5 separate regions of the Homo sapiens genome follow, and regions 2, 3, 4 and 5 are each linked to region 1. The links are chromatin contacts, found by Hi-C or POLR2A ChIA-PET in ENCODE. All regions are on one chromosome and are shown on one strand. The core of a region is the stretch at or near the end of the contact, and the rest is flanking DNA. Distances in the headings are between cores, read along the strand shown.

The links. A loop is a pair of places that touch in the nucleus more often than their neighbours do. ChIA-PET counts read pairs that join two places held with the same protein, here RNA polymerase II (POLR2A). Pooled maps may share reads with other maps.
Region 2: a map with no recorded cell type shows a loop between it and region 1 (24-fold over the local background). The contact joins the promoter of ERO1B here to the promoter of IRF2BP2 in region 1. A Hi-C loop is called at or near these places in 4 of 37 single-sample maps with no recorded cell type and 9 of 50 pooled maps. POLR2A ChIA-PET finds 5 or more read pairs at or near these places in 1 of 52 experiments (H1).
Region 3: a pooled map shows a loop between it and region 1 (11-fold over the local background). The contact joins the enhancer-like site here to the promoter of IRF2BP2 in region 1. A Hi-C loop is called at or near these places in 3 of 37 single-sample maps with no recorded cell type and 4 of 50 pooled maps. POLR2A ChIA-PET finds 5 or more read pairs at or near these places in 1 of 52 experiments (MCF 10A).
Region 4: a loop to region 1 is called in a pooled map, with 5 times the contacts of the local background. The contact joins the promoter of GPR137B here to the promoter of IRF2BP2 in region 1. A Hi-C loop is called at or near these places in 3 of 37 single-sample maps with no recorded cell type and 4 of 50 pooled maps. POLR2A ChIA-PET finds 5 or more read pairs at or near these places in 1 of 52 experiments (MCF 10A).
Region 5: a loop to region 1 is called in a map of CD8-positive, alpha-beta T cell, with 30 times the contacts of the local background. The contact joins the promoter of LYST here to the promoter of IRF2BP2 in region 1. A Hi-C loop is called at or near these places in 5 of 168 maps with a recorded cell type or tissue (CD4-positive, alpha-beta memory T cell, CD8-positive, alpha-beta T cell, naive thymus-derived CD4-positive, alpha-beta T cell and 1 more), 5 of 37 single-sample maps with no recorded cell type and 14 of 50 pooled maps. POLR2A ChIA-PET finds 5 or more read pairs at or near these places in 1 of 52 experiments (naive thymus-derived CD8-positive, alpha-beta T cell).

What each region holds. Positions count from the first base shown.
Region 1 is chr1:234,608,928-234,611,519 of GRCh38, reverse strand. It overlaps IRF2BP2 (interferon regulatory factor 2 binding protein 2), which reads left to right and starts at 1,342. Exons shown (of 2, transcript NM_182972.3): 1 at 1,342-2,592. The coding sequence starts at 2,026. RefSeq lists silencers at 118-717, 1,198-1,387, 1,448-1,547, 1,928-2,007, 2,248-2,527 and enhancers at 968-1,067, 1,170-1,867.
Region 2 is chr1:236,280,654-236,283,245 of GRCh38, reverse strand. ERO1B (endoplasmic reticulum oxidoreductase 1 beta) reads left to right here and starts at 1,288. Exons shown (of 16, transcript NM_019891.4): 1 at 1,288-1,564. The coding sequence starts at 1,463. RefSeq lists silencers at 944-1,533, 1,574-1,623 and an enhancer at 1,694-1,893.
Region 3 is chr1:236,158,910-236,161,501 of GRCh38, reverse strand. The region is part of intron 1 of GPR137B (G protein-coupled receptor 137B); the gene reads right to left. Among named protein-coding and RNA genes, the nearest start is that of GPR137B, 18 kb to the right of the region's middle. RefSeq lists enhancers at 1,177-1,226, 1,317-1,766, 1,867-1,916. Within about 2 kb of position 1,286, at least 5 of the 41 ENCODE cell types and tissues checked have a DNase peak (open chromatin) inside an H3K27ac peak, as active enhancers do.
Region 4 is chr1:236,141,243-236,143,834 of GRCh38, reverse strand. GPR137B (G protein-coupled receptor 137B) reads right to left here and starts at 1,296. Exons shown (of 7, transcript NM_003272.4): 1 at 799-1,296. The coding sequence starts at 1,212. RefSeq lists an enhancer at 569-1,072 and silencers at 1,038-1,307, 1,378-1,557.
Region 5 is chr1:235,865,621-235,868,212 of GRCh38, reverse strand. LYST (lysosomal trafficking regulator) reads left to right here and starts at 1,307. Exons shown (of 53, transcript NM_000081.4): 1 at 1,307-1,370. RefSeq lists silencers at 840-1,139, 1,190-1,609 and enhancers at 1,730-1,829, 2,200-2,249.

The sequences.
Region 1 (2,592 bases), core at 93-2,592:
AGGCCGCCCTTAAAGAGCTTAAGTGTAAAAGTCCCAATTGAAGAGCGACTAAGCCTACGTGTATTAGGGAGACTAACGACCAGCCCAAAGTGATTTACCATAACACACACTAGCTCCTCCTCCCGATAAAAGTGCGAAACTCAAACATTCAATTCAGTCTGGGCTGAGTCTGAGGCTGCCAACGGTGGCAGACCTGCAGGCCGGGCTCATCCCGGCCTGGGTGGCATATAGGGCAAAAGTCCGCCTCCGTCGGCGGCCCGCCCTGCGGGACGGCGGGCCAGCCAGCCAGCCGGTCGCCCCCACGGCCCTCGGGAACCTCGCGGAGGCGAGCAGGACCCCCCCCCCCCCCACTCGCGCCCTCGCCTCCCGCCACCTCGAGTCCAAGTTCGGGCCCGGGGGCGGCGCCTCGACGCCCAGACTCGCCGAAGGGGGTGGAGCCTGCGCTGTGACGCGGCCGCGCTGGCCGTAGACCCCGGATCCCTGGAATGTGCATTCGTTCCACGAGGCCCTAGTGCCAGCGGCGCCGAGGCACGTCTGCGCGGAGCGTGCGCACTCGCGGCGGCGGCCGCCCACGGCCCCGCGCCCACGTCACGCGCCCGCCGCGCATACCTACATAAGGCAGCCGGGGCGACTGGCGCGGCGAGGCCCCCGATGAACAGGGCGGGCTGGACGGGGCTAAGAGCGGCACTTGGTGTTCGGGAGAGGCTAGTCCGAACCGCGCTCCCTCCCCTCCAGAGGGCTCCGTGGAAAACGCGCGAGCCAGCTGGCGGCGTGTGCACGTGGTGCTGGGCTTGGGAATATTCACAGTCTCCCTAGTTAGTAAAAGGGACAGGCGGGGCGTATGTCCTTTCCAAGACAAATGCAAAGCACCAGTGACGGATTTCATGCTATGTGTCCGACATTGAGCTTTCAAGTATAACTCCTAAAAAACCAGAACTGTGAACCACGCTAGACCTAAATTCCCCATTCTCAGGAGACTGACGGAAACCAAGTGACAAAGTGTCCTTGCATAAAAGAAAAAAAATGATTTTTAGCACGATTTGGCCCAGAGGCACACCAGAGGAAAACATCCTGAGGGTGGTCGGGACAGCCGGGTGGGGCGCGAAGTGAGGGAAAGTGGAGGAAAAGCACTCGATCACTTTGCGCGGTGTTCCGAAGGGAACACCGGCGCTGCGCTGCTGCGCTGCCCCGCGGGCGGGCGGGCGCCGCGTAGCCGGCTCTCCCGGCAGCGCTCCTTCGGCGCGCGGGGGGAGGGGGAGCGCGCGCGCGGGAGGGCGGGCACGCGCACGAGGGGAGGGGGCCCGCGCAGGCGCCGTGCGAGACTGTCGAAGAATCAAGTCTGTAGAAGTGGAGCGGTCGCGGCGGCAGCAGCAGCAGCGACGGTGGCGGCGGCGGAGCTGAGGCGGGCTGGCCGCTGACGCTGGCGCTGGAGAGCGGCGACGCCAGGAGCTGTGAGAGAGCGGCGGAGCGACCCGGGGCCCGCGCCGCGCCCGAGCTCCACGCCGCCCGGCCGCCGCCACCCCGGCGCGGCATGCCCCGCCGCTCGGGCTGAGCCTGCCCCGGCGGCCGCCCCCCGCCCCCTGCCCCCCCGGCCTCCCCGCCCCCCGCCCCGCACTCCGTGCCGGCCGCCGCCGCGACCTGCTGCGCTCCCCCGCGCCCGCGCGGCCCGTCTTCGCCCCGGTCTGGAGGCCCGCCGCGGCTCCGGCCGAGCCCCCACCGCCGCGCCCGCCGCCCCGCCGCGCCGCGCCGCCCGCCCGTGCCCGGGCCGGCCGGGGGGAACTGCTGCCGCGGCTGCAGCCCCTCACCTCGCGCCCGCCGCCCCTCGTGCACCGGGGGCGCTGCGCGGGCGCCGAGCCTTCGCGGGCTTTGCCGCCGCCGCCGCCGCCTTTGCGGCCGCCGCCGCCGCTGGTGGGGGAGACGCGGGGTTGGGGGGGGAGGAGGGCGCGCGTGGTGCCGGTGGGGGGCGGCGGCGGCGCCCCCTCCTCCTCCTCCGCCTCCTCCTCCGGCGTCGCGGGCTCCTCGGACATGGCCGCGGCGGTGGCGGTGGCGGCCGCGTCCCGGCGGCAGTCGTGCTACCTGTGTGACCTGCCCCGCATGCCCTGGGCCATGATCTGGGACTTCACCGAACCCGTCTGCCGCGGCTGCGTCAACTACGAGGGCGCCGACCGCGTCGAGTTCGTCATCGAGACGGCGCGGCAGCTCAAGCGGGCGCACGGCTGCTTCCCGGAGGGTCGCTCCCCACCCGGCGCCGCGGCCTCGGCCGCCGCCAAGCCGCCGCCGCTCTCCGCCAAGGACATCCTTTTGCAGCAGCAGCAGCAGCTTGGCCACGGCGGCCCCGAGGCGGCCCCGCGCGCGCCGCAGGCCTTGGAGCGCTACCCGTTGGCGGCCGCGGCCGAGAGGCCCCCGCGCCTCGGCTCTGACTTCGGCAGCAGCCGCCCGGCAGCGAGCCTGGCCCAGCCGCCGACGCCGCAGCCGCCGCCCGTGAACGGCATCCTGGTGCCCAACGGCTTCTCCAAGCTAGAGGAGCCGCCCGAGCTGAATCGCCAGAGCCCGAACCCGCGGCGCGGCCACGCGGTGCCGCCCACCCTGGTG
Region 2 (2,592 bases), core at 39-2,538, 1.7 Mb before region 1:
AAGGGACTGTGCAGATGTGATCAAGTTGAGGATTTTGAGATAGGATGGTCTGTAACCAATGTAATCACAAGGGTCCTTATACAAGAGAGACAGAAGAGTTAGGGTCACAAGAGAAGGCATGTGACGAGGGAAGCAGAGAGAGTGAAGGAGATGTGAAGTCATGAGGTAAGGAATGCAGGTGGCCTCTGGAAGCTGGAAAAGGTAAGGAAACACATTGTCCCTGAGAGCCTCCAAAAGGAACACAGCCCTACAGGTCCATTTTGGACACCTGATCTCCAGTACTATAAGGTAATGAATTTCTTTTGTTGTATGCAACTAAATGTGTGATAGTTTCTTACAGCATCAATGAGAAACTAATACACGCTACATAAACACAAGGGAGATGTATTACTCGTTTTGTAGAAATCAAAGGCATTAATAAAACTAATAGCAGTTACCATTTATTGAGTGCTTCCTAGGTGCTAGGCACTATACTCAGCTCTTTCTGTATCTAATCTTATGTAGCCCTAGAACAAGATATGAGGTGGGAATTAAGGCCCAATAACTAGCTAGAATGTTTTAGAGTTGGGATCTGCGCCCAATCTATGTCACTCTAAGTTTTTTTTTGTTTTACCCCATCCCCATATTTCATCATAAGCCTTTGGGTTTGTCTTCATTCTTTAGCATGCGTTATACTCGCACGTGTCAACCTAGGAGTCGGGCTGGGGCGGGGCAGGAGATGACATCCACATCTAGGGTGCATGAAATTAAAAAAGAGCCGAAGCCATCTCTACAAGTCACAGGTAGCTTACATAGGCACCCACAGCAGATGTGAGGCTACAGAAAAATGAATGAGACAAAGAATACGCTTCAGACCGAAAGTCAAAGATCCCGCACCGTCCGTTCCTAACTCGCCCGCGTACTGGGTGAATCCTAGAGCCTGGCGTCTGCGAGGACTCCAGGAGCGACAGCAGGGACCGACGCAGAGAGGTCCTCAGCCTGGTTTCCCGGAGAAGAGGTCGCCCCGCTTCCCCCGCCCGCACCCCCCGGTGTTTTGGAGGCCCGCGTGGTCCCGCCTCATTGGCCGCCGCGGAGCCCGAGGCCTCGGGGAGGCGGGGCGGCCTTCGCAGTTGTAGTTCCCGAGTCCTCTCGTTCAGCGGCTCCGCCTTCCTGCCGCGGCGCCTAGGCGACCGCCCAGGACCACAACTCCCACAAGGCCCCGCGCTTGGGGGCGTGGCCGAGGAGCCAAGCGAGCCGGGGGCGGGGCCGCCTGGGGGATGAAGTGGGGGCGCTCGCCTTTCCTGCCTCACTCGCAGCTGCCGGGTGTTGGGGAAAGAGTCGCCTGCCTCCGGACTGGAGTGCAGACCTCTGACCCTGGAGTCGCTCGGCCGCTGGGAACCGTCCCCTTGGGTCGTCGCCTGGGCCGCCCGTCGTTCCCCGGCCCCGAGGGGTCCGGCTGGCCGCGGTGTGGGTAGAGGTCAGCATGAGCCAAGGGGTCCGCCGGGCAGGCGCTGGGCAGGGGGTAGCGGCCGCGGTGCAGCTGCTGGTCACCCTGAGCTTCCTGCGGAGCGTCGTCGAGGCGCAGGTAAGCCCGAGTGATAGCGGGCCGGGAACCCCCGGCCGAACACCCGCGGCCGCTACACACGGGCCGCGGCTGTGACGCGGGGAGGGCCGGGCAGGGCCGGGCCAGAAAAGAGGTGATTTCTGGCGAGCAGAAAACCCGGGGAGCAGAGACCTGACCGTCCAGTGCGGGAAACATCTGCGAACCGCCCGCAGGGTGGGGGGACGGCGACACTCCGGGTAATGGCAGTCAAAAGAGGAAGATGGTGACGGTCCCCCTGAGCTGTTTTCGTTTTTTCCTCTCGGATGTGTTAAGCGGCTGGGAGTGTGGCGGGAGATGGGACGGGCATGAACCACCTCGGCTGTCTTGCGAAGGGAGCGAGCGCCCAGAGAAACGGTGACGTCCTTCCCTTCAGGAGTTAGTGAGGGAGGGAGACTGAGAGTTGGGGGCACTCCGCAGACCCCCGAGGCCCCGCCAGGCGCAGGGGATTGGGAGGGGGCAAGACTTCACTCGAACTGTCGGACTAGAGCTTTCTGGGCTTTTACTCTTCCTCGAGCACCTTCCCTTGCTCAAGATTGCTTTATTTTTACCCAGCTGAGCTGTGTCTGCCAAGTGGCATCGCCAGGTAAGTCCCAATACGAGACTGGGGGGGTCTGAGTGGGGCGTTGTGGCTCGTGGATGGAGGCTCTGGCTCTGGCAGTCGTGAGGTGCTGGCTGGTTGTTGATGTGAAGCGATGATTACAAGTGTTCTCAGTGTGCTAGAAATCTGAGGCTTAGCTGACCAGATCCTTTCGCCTTCAGAGAGGTGTTTGCTTCTATTCAGTAGAATTTGAATTGATTGCCAGGTGCTGCTGCTTGTTGTCTGCACCTGCTGCAAGGAGGCAGCACTGCTGAGGGCCAAAAAAATAAAACGAAGGTCTCAGGTGGCCTGATGATGAGGGGAGATGTCATTTGAAGCAATTAGTGCTCATCCAAGAAAAATTGAAGGTGACTCTGAGTGTAACCGTGAAAACATGTTTTTCTGAATTGAGTCACTTTATTTCATGGTTTTA
Region 3 (2,592 bases), core at 37-2,536, 1.6 Mb before region 1:
GGCGTGAGGAGGTGTGAAGTGTGTGTGGAGGTGTGAGGAGATGTGATGTGTGGAGGTGTGAAAAGTGCATGGAGGCGTGGGAAGCATGAGGAGGTGTGAACCTGCATGTGGACTTAGGAGCAGTGAGGGAGGGGGTGAGGAGAGAAGGTGCTGCAGGAGCCCGGAGCTGGGGAGGGCAGCAGAAGGTCGGGCTGGGGTGTGGACCAGCCAGGAAGAGGCCGCTGTCCAGGGTAAGGGTGCGGAGAGCTTCGGGGGAGCATTGGCACAGCTGAAATGCAGACCTGTGCTGTGAGAGAGGTCCCTGGGATACAGAGCAGAGCAAAGGCTGCAGACCATGGGTTGACAGAGAAGGTGAAAATGAAGGCAAATCAGAGGCCCAACACAGATTCATGATGCCTGGGCCTGGAGGGCGTGGCGGGGAATTGGAGGGTGACCACTAAGAGGCACGGGGTTCCTTCTGGGATGGAAAAGGTCTACAGTGGACTGTGGGGTCACTGCGCAACTCTGAATGTGGTACACTTCGAGATGGGGACAGCACAGAAAATGTGAATTATACCTCAATAAAGCTGTTATTTAAAAAAAAACAAAAAGACAAAAAAAAAACTAAGAGTAGGGAGGAGGTCAAAGAGCAGTCCCCTCAGTGGTCAAGGCCTCAAAGACTGCAGGGGAGAGAGGCCCCGGGCAGGAGACAGTCAGGGTGTCCAGTGCGGCTGACAGGCTGGACCACTTCACCTTAAGCTGCCACAGGGCCTGGCCAAGGGCAGGCTCGACTGACGGGGAGGCTGGAGGGGGAACAGGCAGACCCTGGATGGCAGCAGGAGGAAGTGGGAGCAGTGAGTCAATTCAAGAGCATAAACTGCTTTCCAAAAGCGCATGTTTGTGAAATGCAAGAAAGAGGTTATTCAGGGGGTCCAGACCTTGTTTTTAAGATGGGGAGACCTGAGCATGCTTGTGGACAGACAGAAGGAGCCTGGGTCCCGAGAAGGGCAGACAGGGAGAGGCAGGAGGCAGGGAAGGGTGGAGGGCTGAGAAACTGAGGCAGCAAGGAGGGGTCTGAGGGAACATGGCAGGGACAGCCATGGGAGTGCCATCTGCCTAATGACAGGGACCCCGGGGAAGTGAGGTTGGGTTGGAGAGTCCCAGCTGCTTCTTGGGGAACCCGATCAGGAACTGAATGGTGGTAAATGAGCCCCACTTCCTTTCCCTCCCCTTCCTTGGGCTCCACACAGCCTATGAAAACACCGGGGTTTTTCAGGGCTTCCCCCGTTGTGGCAAGAAGGATGGGAGGACAGGGGAGGGGAGCAGAATCAGGCCTGAAGGAGAAAGAAGAAATTGCAGCAACTTTGATCAGAAACCCTGAAGTTTGTCATCTGGTGAAAATAAAGCATTTCTCCCTAATGGCAAATTCCTTTCGGTTTTAGCATCGTTTCTTCTGCTTTTGAAAGTCCCACCTAGAACCTCAGAACCTAGAATAGATCTGGGGATGACGCTGTGGGTGATGCTGGCTTTTTGACTTGTTGAAGGCTGAGCCACGGCTGGGAGATGTCCCCAGCTGGCCGCTGTCAGGCGCTGGGGAATGTTCGAGAGCCCTCATGGGCTTTCCGCACCACCCGCTCCCACAGTGGGCCAAGGCCTCCTCATCCCGGACCTGTGGGCGACTTGTGCCCCCTTGGTAACCCAGGCCTTCACCCCATCCTTTCGGATGACACAGGAAGGCCTAGAGCTCTGCATGTGACGTACTTGTTTCGACAGAAGCATAAAGGCCTTTGAGCAGCTGCTGGACTCTGCCCCCTGCCCTCATAAATCAGTCTGTTCACGCGTCACTGATTTGTTCCCACCCTTTGAACTCCCGCTTGCCTATTTTTTTTCTTTTCTTTTTTTTTTTCCTGCAACCTCTGCCTCCCAGGTTCAAGTGATTCTCCTGCCTCAGCCTCCCGAGTAGCTGGGATTACAAGCACCCGCCACCATGCCTGGCTCATTTTTGTATTTCTACAAATACAAAAAGAGACGGGGTTTCACAATGTTGATCAGGCTGGTCTTGAACTCCTGATCTCGTGATCCGCCTGCCTCGGCCTCCCAAAGTGCTGGGATTACAGGCATGAGCCACCCCGCCAAGCCTATTTTTTCAACTACTAACTCAAGTTGACATTTGCTGTCTTACAATCTTTCTGTTTGTTTGTTTGTTTTTAAGAGGCGGGGTCTTGCTGTCACCCAGGCTGGAGTGCAGTGGTGCCATCATAGCTCATTGCAGCCTCCATCTTCCTGGGCTCCAGGAATCCTCCTGCCTTAACTTCCTGAGTAGCTGAGACTATGTACAGGTGCAGCCCAAATGCCTGGCTAATTTGTCTTATTTTTTAGAGATGATGTCTCCCTACATTGCCCAGGCTGGTCTTGAACTCCTAGACTCAAGTGATCCTCCCATCTCGGCCTCCTGAGTAGCTGGGTTACAATCATTTTTACTAATGTCTTAGTGGTGTTTCTGGCAGAAATGTCCCCTGCTATTCTTTGTGGGTATGACAGTGTCTCCTGTGCAGTCAGCAGAACTCAACAGAAGTCACCTCTGATGTCCCTGGAGGCAGTGTCTCTGATGTA
Region 4 (2,592 bases), core at 47-2,546, 1.5 Mb before region 1:
CTTTCATTAAGTCAACCATCAGCAGTAAAGCAGCAGCCAAGTTAATTCACATACTCTCCCATTAGCTTATTTAATAATATGCCCCATAAAGTGATTTTTGTGTGGCTGTAAAAGAGCCCCAGTCAGCTTTTATGGCCTTTTCTTGGGGCCTCTCAGATGAGCTCAGACAGTAACTCTGATGAGCGGCAGCAGCTCGGAGCTGGGTGTTACCCCAGCCTGCTGTTTAGCAATCCGGTGGAATGAGTTAGTAAGCCGCAGTTCTGTAGAGCTCCTAAGCCGGAGGTTCAAAACATCTCATCAAAACCAACATGGTCTCACCCTGCCAACGCTCAAAACAGCAGTGTCAGGCCCAAATCTGGAGGCCAACGTGCAGAAGACCTTTCCAGGCCGGGAGTTAGGTGCCTGGGGAGGCAGGGCAAATTCTAGAGTTCAGGCCTCCCTTGGGGGCACACCTTCCATCCGTACTAACTGGCGTGTGCAGGCGCTGCTGCTTCGCGCTGCGCACGGAGAAGCGCCCCGAATCCACCGCACGATGCGGAGCCAGGGGCAGCGAGTGAGCGGCGGCCTCCAGCCCTCCCCTGCCTTCTCCTTGCCCCTTTTGGGAATGGCAGGGGGTTTCCTATGACAAATGCCCGCAAACAGGACAGGGTTCGGACGACCCCAGAGCCGGCGCCTTCTCCCTACACTCTCAGCCCTAGGGCCGGACCCGCCCCCGCGGCTGCCATCGCCCCTGCCTCGGGCGCCCCGCGGGGACCACCCCGCCAGGTGAGCGCCTCCAGGAGCCTCTCTGAAACTCACCTGCGTGAAGTACAAGTTCATCAGCGTGAGGGTGAAAAACTGCAGGCACACAGGGAAGCAGTAGAGCAGCCAGAAGACGAAGGGGCTGAGCGAATTGGCCGCCACGAAGTCTTTGAAGTAGAAGGAGAAGAGGACGGTCCGCAGGGAGGCCCAGAAGAGGCAGAGAAAGAGGAAGACGCTCTGGTAGCTGAGCCGCTTGTGGCGGTAACGCAGCACCAGCCAGAGCTGCACGTAGATGAACACGAAGAGCAGCGCGTAGAACACGGTGTAGACGACGGTGAGGCCAAGCTTCACGTAGGGGGGCACGGCCGGGGTCAGCGTGGGCGGCAGCGAGTCGTTGCGGGCTGGGTCCCACGGCGGGGTCTCCATCGGGCCGGGGGCGCTGCCGCGCGGCCGGGGACGCTCGGGCCTCATCGGGGCTCACGGCCGCCGCCGCCCCCGCGGGGGTCTCCGCGCATCGCGCTCAGCCTGCAGCCCCGAGACTGGAGGAAAGAAAACAAGCCGCACTTCCTCCCCCGGCACCACATGATTCACTGGGACGGCCTTTGTCTGCGATTGGCAGCGCCGCGCCCGCCGCCCCCGCGCGCCGACCGGCCCCGCGCGCCCCCGCCCCGGCCCGCGCGCCCCCGCCCCGGCCCGCGCGCCCCGGCCCGCCCTCCCCCGGGCACCGCGCGCCTTCGCCCCGCGAACCCCGGCCCGCCCTATCCTCGCCACCGCGCGCTCCCGCAGTGCGCGCCCCCAGAGCCGCACGCCTCCTCCCGGCCCCCTCCCCATCCCCGGGGCCGCGCGCTCCCAGACTGCGGGCCCCCAGAGCCCCGCGTCTCTTCCCCCCTTCCCGCCCCCTCCCCATCCCAGGGGCCGCGCGCTACCCGTCCCCGGCCCCTTCCCCATCCCCGGGGCCGCGCGCTCCCGCACTGCGCGCCCCCAGAACCGCGCGCCTCCTCCCCGGTCCCGGCACCGCGCCGCGCGCCCCCAAAACTTCCCAGCCGCGCCCCGCGCCTCGGGGGATCGCACTCGTGGCCTCGCGCATTCTGCTGCTGATTGCTTGTTTTGCAGAAGTTAATTCCTTTATTTAAAAACAAATTTAAAAAAAAAACTTTACAAGTCCTTTCCGTCCCCCCCTTTAAAAATAAAACTTTACGACTCTGTGGCTATGAACTGGCCGGCGTCTGGAATGATGTTTATTTCTAAATGCAGACATGCCAAAGACAGGGTTCGTATTTTTGAGGTCAAATTTGTATACTGAGTGAGGAAATAGACGGTGCCTGCGGCTGCTGCCTCCTCTGGGATGCAAGCTGGGCTGTTTTCTCCCGGAGAGCCTCACGCGCTCCCAGCGCCTCACCTCCCAGCGATGTAGCCGGTGCCGGGAGGCGCGCGGGCCGCGGGTCAGTGGATGGAGCCCACTGGGCTTCAGAGAGAAGTGGGGCAGCTGACGGCACACGGCCCCCCTTGTCCGATCCAACCCATGCCGAAGGAGGGTCTGTCCCCGCCACCCGAGAGCCCTTCTCTTTTGCTTTTGCTGAGCAGCTCGCTCCTCGAGGCTGTACAGCGACTTAGTCTTTGCCCCGGGGCACCACGCCACCCTTGTCTTGGGAGAGCTGGGGAGTGCTCTGGGAAAAGAGGGAAAGCCGGGCGCCCTCTGGAAACATTGCTGGGCAAGCGGTTCTGGTAAACAGAAGAAACTCGGATTTCCGAGGCTCCAGTAATTGTGATTTCTTTTCTTACTCCACTTCGTGCCTAATTGTGTGTTCTTTTTCCAAAAGACGGCCTGGCATATCCAGAATCCACCCTAGC
Region 5 (2,592 bases), core at 58-2,557, 1.3 Mb before region 1:
GCGACAGAGCGAGAATCTGTCTCAAAAAAAAAAAGATAAAAAATAAAAATAAAAGACTACCTGCCAGAGGAAGTGGGCAATCTTCGCCTAAAGATATGAACTGCTAATGGTTAAACATCAGACGTCAGAGAAGACATATTTTAAAGTGGGGAATTTTCCCCAAGAGCACCCTCTAAACCACATCAGTGGGCAACTTAACGCACTTTGCTTGTCATTGGGTTAGATGGGAGTTTGAGGAATTGGGAGTAACATTTGGTATATAGGCTTGGGACATAATATCCTGAATTATTTCTATTTCATAATTCCTGTGCAAAAAATTATGGGAGTTGTTGATTCTACAGCAATTCCTGTCAATTTGTAGATTATCTGCTTATTAATAGTTTGTATTGTTTGGCAGAACTTGAAAACTACCGAACGATTACAGTTCAGGCTTTTTCCCAGTACCTCTGGCGTTGCTGTCTCAGTGACTAGGAGGTGAGGAGGGTGGCCCTTGAAATGCCAAACTGCCTACCGCAGCAGTCTGCCAGCAGCGTGCTGGGCCCAGAGCCGGGGATGCAGCCAAAACATCCTGGATTTTACCTACAGCTCCCACCCTCTGGAGGGACTGGTCTATTAGGGCATATGACACTGACAGTGCGCACTGTATACAAACCGTGTTTGAACAGGAGTCGGTTGGAAAATACACCACTGCACTGAATTACTTCTGCAGTGGCTTTGCAAAGCTCTTTTTGTTTCTTGAAAGAAGCCGACGGTAACCATTACAATATGGCTTTTTCCAGGTCCCAGAGGAAGGCTAGGGGTGCCTTGTGGGTAACCCTTTCTCCCTCTCCTGACTCCTTCCCGTTATTTCTTCTATCTTCATCCTCTAGACCTACACAATGGGACAGGTTGACAGTCTGTGTTGAATGGAAGAGGCGGACGATGCGCTTGTGTTTGGTGCTTCTCAAACGGTGCTCGCACTCCCCAGGGTCTGACGCAGCCCACTACGCAGAGCCCTGGGAGGAGGTGCGGACCCAGGGTACGACCCCCGACCGCTGAGAAACCCAGACCGGGCCCCGGCTGCAGCCCCGCGGGTCGGCCCGCCCCCCTGCCTTCCCTATTGGCTCGGCAGTTCCACGCGTCACGCCTGCGACGCCGGCGCTGCCCTCCCAGAGGAGGCGGGGCTTACACGCGCGAGGCGGAGCCAAGGGCGCACGCGCAGACGAGCGGGTCTGGGTCCGGACGAGGGGAGGGAGGGGGTGGTGTTCTCGGTTTCCTGGGTTACCTGGGCGGGCGGGGGTGGGGAGTGCGCGGCGGCGGCGGCAGCGGCGTCGGCTCGGGGTTCTCCGGGAGAGGGGGAGTGCGCGGCGGCCGCAGCTGCCACAAACCAGGTAAAGGCGGCCGCCGGGCGCCGACGCTGCCGGCAGAAGGTTCCGGGTCCCGGCCCCTCTGCGTGGCCTGGAGGGGAGGCGGTTTGGGGCTGGTGGCTGTCAGCCTGGGTTGAGGGCCGGGACCGCCGGGCTGAGGGCGCGAGGGCGCGAGGGCACTCGGCCTGACGCGCCAGCTCGGGGCGTCCTCTCTGGCTTCTGGGCTCTGGGACTTCTCGCGGCGCCGGGCCGCCTTTGACAGCCGCCGGGCCGCGGGCGGGAGCTCGGCTGGGCCCCTCTGGGCCATTGCAGCGGCCACTGGGCACTAACTTTATTTCGCAGCGCGCGGGGGGCGAGGTCGAGCAGGCTGACGGCGGTGTGTTGCTACCTTTATTTTATTTTTTGATCCTGTGCCGCTGCACTACTCAGCCCAGCTGGGCCCAAGCTGTCAGGTTGACGATGGGAGTTGACGGTTTCCGCGCCACCACCCAGCCGGTCACTCCCCGCGCTGTTGCCCTGCGGCGCTCGCCCACCTGTCACCTACACCGTGCGCCTCGGTCCGCTCTTTCCTCCTGTCCGTGACACCCTTTGACTGGGCGAGAGCCTCTCTTTCCAGGGGATCCCCTGAGACATCTGCCGTCTGTCTCCGGTATCACTGGAGCCTGACTGAGATGCCCCTTCGCTTCTGATGAGTTAAATAAGCTGGGAAATTACCCGAGAAGACCCCGGTACCACAGTGTAAAGCCCAACGAAGGGGTTGTTTAATGGTCCAGGGGATACAGAGGCTTTAAGAAACGTTTCCTTAACGCTAATTCTTATCTGGTTAAACAAAACATAGCAAAACATCCCCGATCCGCTCGGCAGACCATACACACCCAGCGACGGCACTTGATAGTTAATGGGGTTTGTTTTAAGCAGATAGAAAATTTTAAGGGAGTCGAATCTTGTGTTGAATGCGTTCGTGTTGAATTTGGGCCAGTGTTTCCTTGAAGATCAAATGCAGGTTGCATTTTCCTATTGTTTGTTTAACAGATTGATAGGACAAACTGAATTAGACTTTTCTTCCTGATGATTCTTGGCTCTTCTGCGCTATTATTTTAAAATTCCACGCCTAGATTCATCTATGCTAATAAAGATGTTGACTTTAAGCTTTCAATTTATAGATGTAGTTGATTAATATGGGGTATCTGTTTTAAAGAGCTTTGTTAAGTGGCCAACAACTCTTTTTCTGATAGCTCTTTGCTGT